2 separate regions of the Homo sapiens genome follow, and region 2 is linked to region 1. A link is a loop called in an ENCODE intact Hi-C map of the cell type or tissue named here. Cell type or tissue: PC-9. All regions are shown on one strand. Links, peaks and the distances in the headings refer to the core of each region. The heading gives the core; the rest is flanking DNA.

Region 1 (6,641 bases), core at 1,536-4,035:
CTTTAAAATAAACATAGAGAACTCTCGTGTTCTCTTTGTAAACATGTTGAGTCCTTTGAAGCCAAGGATAATGAGTATGATAACAGATACTGTTTATCCTCTCCTGGGCTCCATGTTTAGTTAGCTGGGTCTTGAAGACTCTTTCCTCCAGAGAGAGCTTTTCAGAATTGACTCTGTTAGAAAAGAGGGAGAGAGAGAAGACTTGGAGAGTTAGCATCTCTATTCAAACTTCTCTGCCAATGAAGTCCTTCCACTGGAGGACACAGCCTGGGCCAAAGGCTCGTCTTCCTGGGCATCCACAGTCAAGCCAAAACCCACTAGGAGTGAAGTCCTGCCACCTGCTGGGATGTGCTGGGTCCCTTACTGGTCTCTCCGCCCAGTGACGTGCTGGTAAACGTGGAACTGTCGGTCCTGTGGTGGTGGGGAGAGGAGCCCTCCTGTGTGACACTTGCCCATTTCTGCAGTGCGGCTCGTCTCATCGTGGCCTATGTCAAGCTACCCACAATCTGTCACGTAACCCAGAGCTGAGGATCAGATTGATGGGCACGGTGGCTGGCTCCCCGGCAGGGGAGAGCCGGCCTCCAGCACCCAGACCTCTACCTCTGCCCTGGAATATTTCCTTCCTGGGCTTGGAAGTGAATGCACAACTTTGTCTCAGTAAATATTTATAAATGGCAGCTTCCTCTGCTGTGGGGAAACTGTCTTTTCTTTTTTTAAATGTCCCATCTCCTTGTGCTGGACAGACCCCGGCTTTCATTTTCTTGACTCTCCCAGCATGCAGGGATGTGCTGGGCTATTTTGGTCCCTTCCCTTGGACATTTCCTTGAATTGTTTGGATGGCATTGTGTGATTCACAGAGCCCAGCTTCCTTTCCCCTCTTAGCAGCCGGGAAAATCAGGCCCCTTCATGTGTTTCTTTGTTAAGCAGTGGATCCTGAAGTCATTCATTCTTCACTGGGCAGGGGCTGGTGAGCAAGGGGCTCCGGTGCCCAGGTCTCCCAGGTATCAGAGATGTCCCTTGATGGGACAGAAGGGGGTCCCAGGAGGAGGCTGGGCTGCTGGGGGTGAGGACGTGCTCTGCTCCACAGGGGTCTCAAGGGTTTCGAGGTCACGGTGAGTGAGCAGAGCCCACGTCTCATCATACAGCTGGAGGCACCTATCCAAAGTGACGAGAGTTGTGTCCAAACACAGAAACACAGATTTTGTGTTTCTATTGTTTGAAAGTTGGAAGAATAAGGAGTACCTCGCAAAGAGGCTGGGAGCTCAGCAGGTGATGCCTATAGCTAACGGGGCATTTGTGGGGCCAGGGAGCGTACTTAGACCCAGGTGAGGCTAGGAAGGGCCAGGAATAGACTCTGAGCTGACAGTCCCGACCTCGTGGAGCCTGACTCTCCTTCCACCCCGTTGGCTTCCCAGGATTGACTCAAAGGGGCCCACGGGACTCTTCTGAGAAAATGGCCTTAGAAATCCGAGGCAGCTTAGCTTTATTACGGCTATTTGGATCAAGGGACCCACAGCAGCTCTTCTGGCTGAGGCAAGAACTGAGGTGAGAGTTGGTTGTGGGAGAAGACCTAGGGCTTCCTCCTGAGCCACCACCCTGCTGTCCCTTAAGCACCTGGCATTTGCTTGGGATTCTGGGGGAGGGGAGATCCTTTGGAAGGGCTCATATCCAAGTAGTTAGAAGTAGAGGAAGAAAAGAGAGCCCCGCAAACAATTAGAAGGATGATTTAGCTCAGTCCTGCCCTCTCCTTGCCACCTTCCAGCCAATAACGTTTGTTATTCCTGACACTGATAACAACAGCAAATAGAGGTATCATTTAGTGCAAGTCAACCCTTCTGCAAACTATCCTGCACCTCTTATGGCATTTAACTACTACATTAACTTGGTTAGTTACATGTTTTATTAATATTCCCATTTTATAACTGGCAAGACTGAGGCTTAGAGGGAGGTTATAGATTTGCCCAAGGTCACATAGCTAAGAGTTAACGGAGGCCAAAGTCTGAGCCCAGGTTTATCTGCTTCGAAAGGCCATCCGTCTACCCACTATCCAATCTGCTTCTCTGAACCCAGGTGGGGATGCGGTGAGCTGGGATTCCTGTGTCCTGGTCATGTCCTAACAGAATATATTAGTAACTAGACCATATCCCAACTTCAGGACCAGGCTCTGCCAAGCCAGGAATATGAGAGGAGGAACAGCACCTCCCTCACCACGCCCCAGAGACTCCCCAGGCCTGAAGGTTTCCCGTGAGAAGTAGTGCGGCACGCTCGGAGGGCATCTGTCCCCACCTCTTCCTAGCTGCGCCTGCACGCTGGGTTCGTTTTTCCACCCTGCTAACTCACACCTGCGTTGCTCTGCCTCCTCTAATCCTCTTGGGCAGATGACCCAGCCAGACAGTCGGCCTGGCTTTCTGTTTCACTTTAGCCTTTGGACTCTGAGCTCGGTTAACATGGTACAGTCCACAATTAAGCCCTGCGGTGCCCAAGCCCAGCTCATTGTCCCTGGTCACTGCTGGGAGACTGGACAGAGCCCCCCTCCCACCCTGAATTTCCTGTTTGGTCCTTGAGTGGAGACACAGACCTCAGCTTCACATTCACCTTGCCTTTCCTGGTTCCTGAGTTCTCATCAGTCTGGGTGGACTATGATTCTTCCTCCTCATGGTGGCAGCACAAATTCGGCCACGGCTAATCAACTCCATTAATTGCCCAGAGTTCATTAAAAATCGTGGTTAGCCTTTGCCAATGTGCAAGGCAAGACAGGGAGTGAGTCTTGGGTCTATATAAGGTCCAGCTAACCCTGTGTGACCTTGGAGAAATTGCTTACCTCTCTCTGCCTAAGTTTCCTTATCTGCACAACGGGGATAACGATAAAACTCACCTCAGCCGGTTGTTTTTAGGATTAAATGAGTTAATATATGCAAAGTTCTTAGCATGATGCCTGGCTCAGAAGAACCTCTGTCTAGGTGTTAGCTGTTCTATGATTATACATAAATTACTTCACTTCTTCTGTGGGTCATAATTTGTGGTCACTAAGCAATGGCTGGCCAGATCACTGAGCCAAAATAAACTAACTCTTTCCTATTAGTTCCAAGTACATTAGTCACCAACCAGATTCATAGTATGGTACTTGGCTCAATTAGTCCCAGAGCACTCTCAAGTCCTGTTGAACCAGAATTGCCAAACAGTGTCTGAACTAGTTAAGTGAACCCCAAAAGGTGAAAAGAAACTTTTAGCAAAGATGTAGTCTGGTTTTAAATTCCTAAAATCAGCCAGGCGTAATGGTGCACACCTGTAATCCCAGCTACTTGGGAGGCAGAGGTAGGAGGATTGCTTGAGCCCAGGAGTTGGAGGTTGCAGTGAGCTGCAATTGTACCACTGCACTCCAGCCTGTGGGACAGAGCAAAACCTTGTCTCTACAAAAAAAAAATTAATAAATAAAAAGAGATCTCTAAAATTCCAGTGTAGCCAGGACAAATCACACCATCCTCCCACCCACCCAAAATTATCATATCCAGATGATCTGATGAGTGTCCAACATTTTCAGTGAACTATATGGGAATGTATATTAAAAATTAGAAAGAATAGGCCCCACTTGGAACAATCTAGTATGAGACAAAAAATAACAGTAAATTCCAAAGCAAGCACTCAGGAATAGACTGAAGAATGAGCAGTGATTGATGAGCAAGCGCCTAAGTTGGTGTAACAAAGCAAGGGGAGCTTTGATGGCTGCTTGGTGACTTGGGTTTTTTTGTTTGTCTGTTTGGGGGGTTTTTCTGTTTGTTGGGTTTTGGGGCTTTTGTTTGTTTTGGGGGTTTTGTTGTTGTTGTTGTTGTTTTTGAGGCAGGGTCTAACTCGGAGTGCAGTGGTGTTATCTCGGCTCACTGCAACCTCCGCCTCCTGGGTTTAAGCAATTCTCCTGCCTCAGCCTCCCGAGTAGCTGGGACTACAGGCACACCCCACCAAGCCCGGCTAATTTTTGTATTGTTAGCAGAGACGCAGTTTCACCATGTTGGCCCAGCTAGCCTTGAACTCCTGGGCTCAAGTGATCTATCTGCCCACCTCAGCCTATCAACGTGCTGGGATGACAGGTGTGAGCCACCTCACCTGGCCATGGTGACTTGTTTGAGCTCACCATTTGGTTTGCAATGTCTCCTGTCTTTGCTGAATTGGCTCCGGGCCTGTATGTGACAAGGGGAGTTGCTGGAACCATGACTCTCTGGCCGTGGAATTTGTGATTTGTAAGGTGGCTCCAAACTCAGGAGAGACCTGAGTGGGACAGGAGGCTCACTTCCCACCTTCCCAGCACGTGCCACCCCCACGCTCTGGTTTATTTAAGCCTACCACTCTGAGGCTATCCAGAGAGCTGAGTAAATAAATAGCCCGCCCACCAAGAAGACAAGCAGTCCCTATCCTCTTCAATGCCAGGGAAGAAGGGCAGACCTTCCCAGCCATCTGCACCTTCCCTCGGCCTGGGAAGAATTAAGGAGTTCTTTACTGCAGCATTGTAATTACTGAACTAATGTGTGTGCCTGCATCAGGACAGAGTTCAATAGCTGGCCTTGAAGTTTCTGAGGGCCCTCTGTTTTGTAAGCAACGTTGTGCCAGAGATAATAGTTACTGTTGCTACAGTGTTGCATCTGGAAGACTCATTCCCAGGAAGATGAATGGCTCCTTCCTGCACTCTGGGTTCTGATGCAGTGAGGTGCCTGCAGGTGTGTGCAGCATGGTGCTTAGGGAACTGAGGGAAGGAGTTTCCTCATCCTTTCCCCCTCAGACTCTTTCTTGCTGGTTTTGTCCTTCCTTTCTTCCTCCTGCCTTCCTTGCTTCCTTCCTTTCTCTCTCTTTCTTTCATTTTTGAGATGGGGGAATCTTGCTATGTTGCCCAGGCTAGTCTTGAACTCCTGGCCTCAAGCAATACTCCCACCTCAGCCTCCCAAGTAGTTGGTATGACAGGCTTGAGCCACCATGCCTGGCTTCACTCGCTGTCTTTTCCCAACAGGTAAAAATGACCATGTGTTCACGTTGTTGTGAGGATCCATGAGAGAAGTTATGTATTATGTTGGTGCAATTACTTTTGCACCATTTTAACAGAAGCAGGTTGAGAATAGTTAAGCCCTAGACACATGGAAATGCCAGCTGATGGAAAGTGCAGGATTTGGAAATGAGGGGGTCCCAAGCCAGACCCATCTATGAGGAATCCAGATTTGGAAACCAGCTACCTATCAACAGACGCTGTTCCCTGAAAAGCATTGACTTGAAATTGGTGGTCTCTGGGAGGAGGGAGGACACATTCTTCCCTGCTCATCTGCTCTCCCTCACCGCACAGAGGCTGGGACTCAGGTGTGGATCCCTGAGCACAGCTGGGAAGCCCAGCACATCTCTCTCTCCTGCATGGTCCCATACCAGTACTCGGCATTCTCATTTTCAGCCCTTTTTGCTCCCATGAAGAGGAGAGTCTGATGAATGAATTTCCCCAATGATGCCAATTACTGATAAAGCATAAAGTATTATTCTCTTTGAGATGATGGTGTCTGAAGAGGGAAGAAGAGAATGGCCTTTACGTGTAGAATTTCAGGCATGGGCGACCGGAGGGAAAGTGGGCTTTTGATACACACACACACACACACGCACACACACACACATGCACCATGCCCCAGTCCTGCAATCACACATAGGATGCATGCATATATCACTCTCTAGAATGGGCAGCGCTGGCTGGCTCTTCTCTCAGGAGGAGAAAATACCAAGGGCATTGTGGAAACTCCTCTTTCTCCCCATCCTCACTAAGTTTGATGCAGCTTTGATGCTTCCTTTTCTTGCTCGCTAAACTGCAGACTTGTTGAGGCTCCTGTCTTCACACTGCAACTCCTCAGCACATGGGGTACACAGGGCGAGGGAGAGTGAAGGATGGCAAATTCCTCCAGGAAGGCTGGTGTGAGTCTGGCTCTGAGGCCTAGCCCTCCCTGGCACCGGCGGACCCGGGCTGGCCAGGTCCTGCTAGTGCAGATGGCATTCCCAGCCTTTGTGCTCGTATCTCCTCTGTCGCGGGCTAGGTGTTCCTCGGGTGATGGAGCCCACCTCCCCAGCACCATAGCCCTGAAAGCCACATTCTGAGTCAGAGAGAAACCAGGCTGGCAGCAGATTCCACAGCCGCGGCTGTAGGACTGTTCTGTTTGCTCTATTAAGGGACTCTCCTCTTAACTGCCGGGTGAGTCAGAACATTCCATTTCTTCTTCCCTCTCCTGTCTGTCCAGCCCGGCCAGAATTCCTGTCTGAATTCTTCTTCATTAATAGTGATGTGCTCTCCACCCGGAAGTTCCTAAGAGCTCATTTCAGTGGATAATGATTGTTTTTGCAGGAGGGACCCCGATGGTTTTTCCATTTCTGTTTCCATAATATGTACCGAAACCCACACTTCATTGAAAGCAGATGGTGAAAGCGGCCCTCGACATGCGAGGAGACGCCAGGCTACGACGCCTCTGATTTGTCTGCCTTCTGGGCAGCCCTGGCACCGATGGGGGCCAGGACACTGGAGCCCTGGGACTCTGGACATGAGAGCAGGAAGCTGGATAATGGAAAACAAACGGCGGGCCTGGGACGGGAAGATCAAAAGGGAAGGGAAGAAAAAAGCCAATGGAAGAGAT
Region 2 (6,641 bases), core at 1,987-4,486, 88 kb after region 1:
ACTAGGTGGGAGATGAGTTGTGGAGTGGTCTGAAGGGTAGAGTACTAGCTTACCCTCTGGCCCTCACTGACATTTCCCAGGCAAAGACCACACTGGCATCTGCTCATTACTTCAGTCCCACCCCTGAGGTCAGAAGGTTGAAGCTTTCCTGTTCTTCATTGCAACACTGTACATGTATGTTAGAACCTTGCCCACAGTAGACACCATGCAAATGTCTCTAAGTGAATGAGTGGATAATCTCCCCTTTCACTGAAACACAGCAAAGTGAAGATAAGATTTCTTAAGATGTTTATGACAGGATTTTATGCTTAAAAGACTATGAACCAAAAATAAAATTCCAAGCCCCCCAACCACCTGAATGGACCCCTCCTCTCAGCCACAGGCATTCTAAAGTTAGCCTGAGCCGGGCGTGGTGGCTCAGGCCTGTAATCCCAGCACTTTGGGAGGCCAAGGCAGGTGGATCACTTGAGGTCATGAGTTCAAGACCAGCCTGGCCAACATAGTGAGACCCTGTCTCTAACAAAAAATTAATAATAATAAAATAAATAAATAAGTTAGCCTGAAAAACTAGTTTCATGCCATGATAGGAAAGGAGGGTCAGACATGCCTCATGACACCCTCCTCCCTTTTGGAATTACTAATAAAACAGACTCTTTTTTTGAGACTGAGTCTCGCTCTGTCACCCAGGCTGGAGTGCAGTGGTGTGATCCCAGCTCACTGCAACCTCCACCTCCCAGTTTCAAGAAATTCTCCTGCTTCAGCCTCCCGAGTAGCTGGGATTACAGGAATGGGCCACCACGCCCAGCTATATTTTTTGTATTTTTAGTAGAGACAGGGTTTTGCCATATTGGCCAGGCTGGTCTCAAACTCCTGACCTTGTGATCCACCTGCCTTGGCCTCCCAAAGTGCTGGATTACAGGCATGAGCCATCGCACCCAACCAGAACAGACTCTTTAAATCTGATAAGAAACATTTATAATCTATTCTCTCTGAAGCTTGCTACCTGAAGGCTTCCTCTGCATGATAAAACCTTGATCTCCATAACTCGTTATCTTAACCCAGACATTCCTTTTTATTGATAATAACTCTTTCAACCAATTGCCAGTTAGAAAATCTTTGAATCTGCCTGACTTGGAAGTCCCACTTCCAGTTATCCCACTTCTCTGGCTGAACCAATGAACATCTTACAAGTATTGACTGATGTCTCATGTCTCCCTAATATGTATAAAACCAAGCTGCACCCTGACTACCTTGGGCACATGTTCTCAGGATCTCCTGAGGGCTGTGTCAGGGGCCATTGGTCACTCATATTAGTCCTAATTACCCTCTCTAAATCCAATCAAGTCATTATGCCTCAGGCTTTGTTTAAGAATAAAGTAGAATAGGCCAGGGTCGGGTGGCTCACACCTGTAATCCCAGCACTTTGGGAGGCCGAGGTGGGCAGATCACCTGAGGTTCGGAGTTCGAGACCAGCGTGGCCAACTTGGTGAAACCCCATCGGTACTACAAATACCAAAAAATTAGCTGGGTGTGGTGGTGGGTGCCTGTAATACCAGCTACTTGGGAGGCTGAGGCAGGAGAATTGCTTGAACCCAGGAGGCGGAGGTTGCAGTGAACCGAGATCGCGTCACTGCACTCCAGCCTGGGCGACAGAGTGAGATCTGTCTCAAACAACAACAACTACAACAAAAACCCTCAAACAAAACAAGAACAACAAAAAGAATAATTCAGAATAAATAAATCTCTTCAAATATTTTAGAGTTCGACTCTTTGTTAACAAAACAGAGTCATAATTTCCACCAAGAATATCAACCCTTCTCTATGTTATAAATAAAGTTTCAGTGCCGTAAAAGAAATAGCACTTGAATGTAAAATTTTATTTTTAATTCTCAGCAAGGCAAGCTACTTCTATAGAAGGGTGCGCCTTTACAGATGGAGCAATGGTGAGCAGCACACTTGGACAAGGGAGGGGAAGGGGTTCTTATCCCTGACACACATGGCCCCTGCTGCTGTGTCCTTCCCCTGTTGGCCAGGGTTAGACCGCACAGGCTAAACTAATTCCGATTGGCTAATTTAAAGAGAGTGACTGGGTGAGTGGTTTGGTGGGAGAAATGGTTATGCAGGATGGAGAATGAGTCAGGGCAGAGCAGGTAGCAGGTAATCGGAATGAGTTAGAGTGGAGCCGGTAATCGCAATGAGTCAGGGTGGAGCAAGTGATTGAAATGAGTCAGGGTGGAGGAGGTAATCGAAAAAGGTTACTTTACGAGGAAGTTAAGTTTACAAGTAGAAGACAAAGAATTGAACATATACTGACATATTGATTCTTTGAAAAGAAATTTAGAACTCATATCTAACATCTGTTTTAGTATAAATTCAGATTTTTTCATTGTATATGGCATTTGGCATAAAGATTATTTGTAGATCCTGTCATTATTTAAAATTATATTATATATATTCATATGTTTATTATACCCCTTCCTGTTAAATATAATCTCCATGAGGACAGGGATTTTTTTTTCATCTTATTATTCATGCTGTTTCCCTAGCACAGTGCCTGGAACATAATAAGTGCTTCACAAACACTTACTAAAGAGGAGAGTTATTTATATCAAGAAATTGGTACTAAATAAAGTCTATTAGAAAGAGAAAATTATTTAACTAGATAAGAAACTCATTCTAAAGAAAACAAAGTCTGAGGCATAATGACTTGATTGGATTTAGGGAGGGTAATTAGGACTAATGGGAGTTTTACCCCTGATTCTTTAGGAATGAGACAGAAAATGAGAAGTTAGGAATAAATCCCCTGAAGGCTTTGGAAATAATTAACTGAGATCTTTCTTTTGCAATGATGTCTTATGTTTCAAAGATGAGGTGTAAGATGAGTTGGGATTATGTTTACGTTTCATTTTCCCCACTTTTAAATAATTTTCTTTAAAAGAGAATAAGAAATAGATTCACAGTTTAGAGAAAGTCTATGGAAAAAATAATAGAAAAATCCTGGGTGAAGGATAAACTACGAATTTCAAAAGATAATGCAGCTATCTAAGTAATAGACACCTAAGTAATTGGTAGCAAGTAAATAAGGAGCTCAGAGGCTATCAGATAAACCAAGTGAAGGAAACTGAAAAAACCAAGGCGAGTACATTGCCAAGAAAAGAACCACAGATGTGATTCAGCTTGCAACATGAGCTCCAAAGGTTTAAAAAAAATCAGGAAGTTTTTGGGGGACGATGTAGTAAGTGGAGCAAACAAAGGAGAAGTGGGTGGAATTTTAAGGTTGAAGATTTCATGATAATAAGTTATTGGACAGTAAGAACTTTGGAATGGCACTCAAAGAGAATATGAGTCATCCTAAAGCTTAAAGAGATTTTTTAGGAAGATGTGAAAGTGTTAGGGATTGGAGGACACTTGTCATGTCGAAAATCTTAGAAATAAACTGGAGTTCATTCATTCTTTCATTTTGCATTTATTGAGCACAATCCAGGAACTGAGGACACAAAAGCAAATGAATCAGGCCAAACACCATCCCAGCTTTCTTGGAGTTTACAGATGAATAAATCAGTTCATCTCACTGATGCACGAGTATATTCAAGTAGGTATTTGCTGGGAAGAAATGCAGGGCGAAGAGTGACTAACAAAGAAACCAGGCCTAGATGTGGTGGGGATGGGTTGGGGATTCAGGGGGCCTTCCAAGGAACACACTTGAGCTGAGATCTGAGGGTGCCTAGGAGCCAGCTGGGGGAGAAACAGGGGTAGCATGGAAGAAACCTTCTAGATAGAAGTCCTGTGGAGGAAGGATCACGGCACCTTCAGGAAGCAGAAGGACGATCAGCCTAGCTAGAGAACAAAGAGTCAGGAGAAGTCATATAAACTGAGGCAGGAGCTGTGGGCAAAGCTACTTTAGGCAGACCCGAGGGTCGCAGGAGTTATTTCTCCCAAGAACAAAAGGACATCACAAGGTGCTATTAGGGAGGGACTGAGACGTGACCAGCAGCTGGACTCTCCAGATAACCAAAACTCACCCATTTGGCAGCAATACCGTCCATATTTTACCACCTTTGATGGCCAGAAGTCTGGATTAGGGTTGCTCATTTTCCCTCTATCCCTTCCTGGAGCCTCTGTGGTTGAACTCTTGACGTTTCCTTGATGACTTTGAGGTATAAAGGCTGCTTATCCTTGGGCTCAGGAATCCCAGGCTGTTTTTCTCCTTTGAGTCTTGTTTCCTTTTCAAACTTTTTCATTTCTGGAGGGTGCTGCCATTGTACCCGTGTCTCTTTTCTTTCCTTTATTTATTTATTTATTTTTTGAGACGGAGTTTCCATCTGTCGCCCAGGCTGGAGTGCAGTGGGGCAATCTCGGCTCACTGCAAACCTGCGACTTCCGCCTCCTGGGTTCAAGCAATTCTCCTGTCTTAGTCTCTCGAGTAGCTGGGACTACAGGCCCACTACAGTGCACCACTACGCCTGGCTAATTTTGTATTTTTAGTAGATGCAGGGTTTCACCATGTTGGTCAGGCTAGTCTTGAACTCCTGACTCAGGTATCTGCCTACCTCAACCTCTCAAAGTGCTGGGATTATAGGCATGAGCCACTGCACCAGGCCCTGCGTCTCTTTTCTAATTGGATGCATCTGATATGCTGTAGGATGAAAAATAGAAAACTCAATGAATTGGCTTCCTTTGAGCTTTAGAGTGTGGGCTTTATGGTGCCTTGGGGGCCTTTGACATTTCCTCCTTTGTCCCACTAATACCCCAGGCTGCAGGGGGCTTAGAGTAAGCACCAGCTGGTATCTGTGCTGCTCAATACGGTGGCCACTAGCCACATGTGGCTATTTAATTTTAATTATTTAAAATTAAATAAAGTTAAAATTCAGCCCTTAGTTATGCTAGCTGCACGTGGCCAGTGCCCACCATATTAGACAGTGCAGATTTGGTTTGAGCATTTCTATTGCTGTAGGAAGTGCCATGGGCAGTACAGTCTTAGAGTACTGTGGATAGGATGGTCTACATTATTGTCATTGATGCTGTTGAGCATCATTTGACAGCAACTCCAGGCATGCTCCAAATACAGAACTGGATGTGGCCTTTCTTATTCTGCTAAGCTTACAAAAATACATCCTGTAACTTATTCCTTTCAGAATTGTTATAATTACTGTAATGCTATTGAAGAAATGCTCAGAGATCTATTTCCAGCAGAGAAATGGACTCGAAGCTAATTAAAATTCTACATTTGCTCACTGGAAAATTTGAGCTCTTGCTGGATTCACCTTCCCACACTGTCTCCAAATAGAATACAAGTCACACACGTGTCGTGCAGCCTTAATCTATTTGAGACATTCCATGACGCCACCTGAGCCTTCATCAATTTATACTTCAACCTCAGGAGAAGGGGTACATTCAGGGACCTGAGATGTTGGCACAAACAGATGCTCATTAAAAAAAAAAAAAAAATCCCAGCTCATTGAACTGATGAGCTAGTTATCCTATGTTCTGAACTCAGAATAGCAAATAAGAAGATACAGATCGAAGATACTTCAGCTGAATGTTATATAAAAGTCATGTCAAGGTGTGATGAATAATGCATTAGTGATTCCTTGATTTTCATTATGTGCCAGCTTGAGAATGTGATTCCTGCCTAGAGATTTCCATAATAATAACAATAGTAATAGCATTTTTGCATTACCACTGATCCCTGTAGCAACTCTGCAAGGTAGGTAGCATTTTCCACATCTTACAGACGAGGAAACTGAGGCTCAGGGCAGTGGGGTTGGTGGTGCAGCAGGAGTTGAGCTCCAGGCTGATTTGGTGGGGCCGCCCATCATCAGTGTTGGTCTGCAATACACATGCCTCTGTCCCCAGCACCTGGGGCGGTGGGGCAGGTGAGTCAGGAAGACAGAGAGGCAGGGTTACAGAGAAGACCTCAATGGCCCAGGCTGATGGCATCTTTCCTGGCAGCTTCTCCACACACTGGCCCCTCTGATGGCTGTGTGGATCCTGTGGACTGAACCTTGACTTTTACTGACAATAAAACAAAAAAAGCAAAATACTGCATTTTTTCCCTAGCTTGTGGTCAGTGGACTTAACATGCCACAAGCTTCAAAGAGAAGTTCCGCCTTACTGAAAAACAAATGAGCAAATAGAAACACACAAAGAACCCCTGCAAAAAGTCTCTGGGATGAATAGGAACAGCCTGTCACTTACTAATGTGGTCATTTTTTATATTACCACTGCTCCAGGAGTGAAGTACTGTCTATGGCAAGGCTGGGCTTATAGAAGGCTCTAAGGCTTCCCCTCTGGGGAACTCAGCTGCTAACCTCATCAATATCTCCTGAGCATCTCTCATGAGCCAGGCACTCACGATTCTAAGATGAGCGAGACACAGCCCTTGACCATGAGGAGCTTGTGATCAGGACTGGGAGTTCCACAGGTGAGCAAATAATTAAAACATAGCAGGATAAATGTTCCAATACTCAGATACATGAAGTGCAAATGAGAAAAGAACAAAATGCACAATTCCAGCCCCAAATTCAAAGTCAGAGCAGGTCGAACGGGGAGGCAAGCTCAGCAATGGGATAAGATGAAAAGTGGGCTGTAGGTTGTTGGGTGGAGCTGAGAAAATACCTCCAAGGCACCTGGGACACTGG

Evidence for each region. Hi-C counts contacts between places; a loop is a spot of excess contacts. Peaks named below come from ENCODE experiments on the same cell type or tissue, not always from the same donor. Only the 100,000 strongest peaks of a DNase experiment are listed, where the experiment ranks them.
Region 2: it touches region 1 in a loop (8-fold over the local background); 1 of 110 quality-filtered maps calls a loop at or near these places.

What each region holds. Positions count from the first base shown.
Region 1 is chr10:30,182,522-30,189,162 of GRCh38, reverse strand. No RefSeq gene overlaps it. Among named protein-coding and RNA genes, the nearest start is that of JCAD, 130 kb to the right of the region's middle. In PC-9, for the core only: a CTCF peak has its summit at 2,773; a DNase peak (open chromatin) is centred at 3,122; H3K4me3 peaks cover 384 bases; H3K27ac peaks cover 1,892 bases.
Region 2 is chr10:30,095,428-30,102,068 of GRCh38, reverse strand. All of the region lies in intron 1 of LOC101929256 (a long non-coding RNA gene), which reads right to left. It also overlaps a transcript of JCAD not described here. Among named protein-coding and RNA genes, the nearest start is that of JCAD, 39 kb to the right of the region's middle. In PC-9, for the core only: no CTCF peak of the experiment used is centred there; DNase peaks (open chromatin) are centred at 2,178 and 3,248; H3K4me3 peaks cover 465 bases; H3K27ac peaks cover 1,277 bases.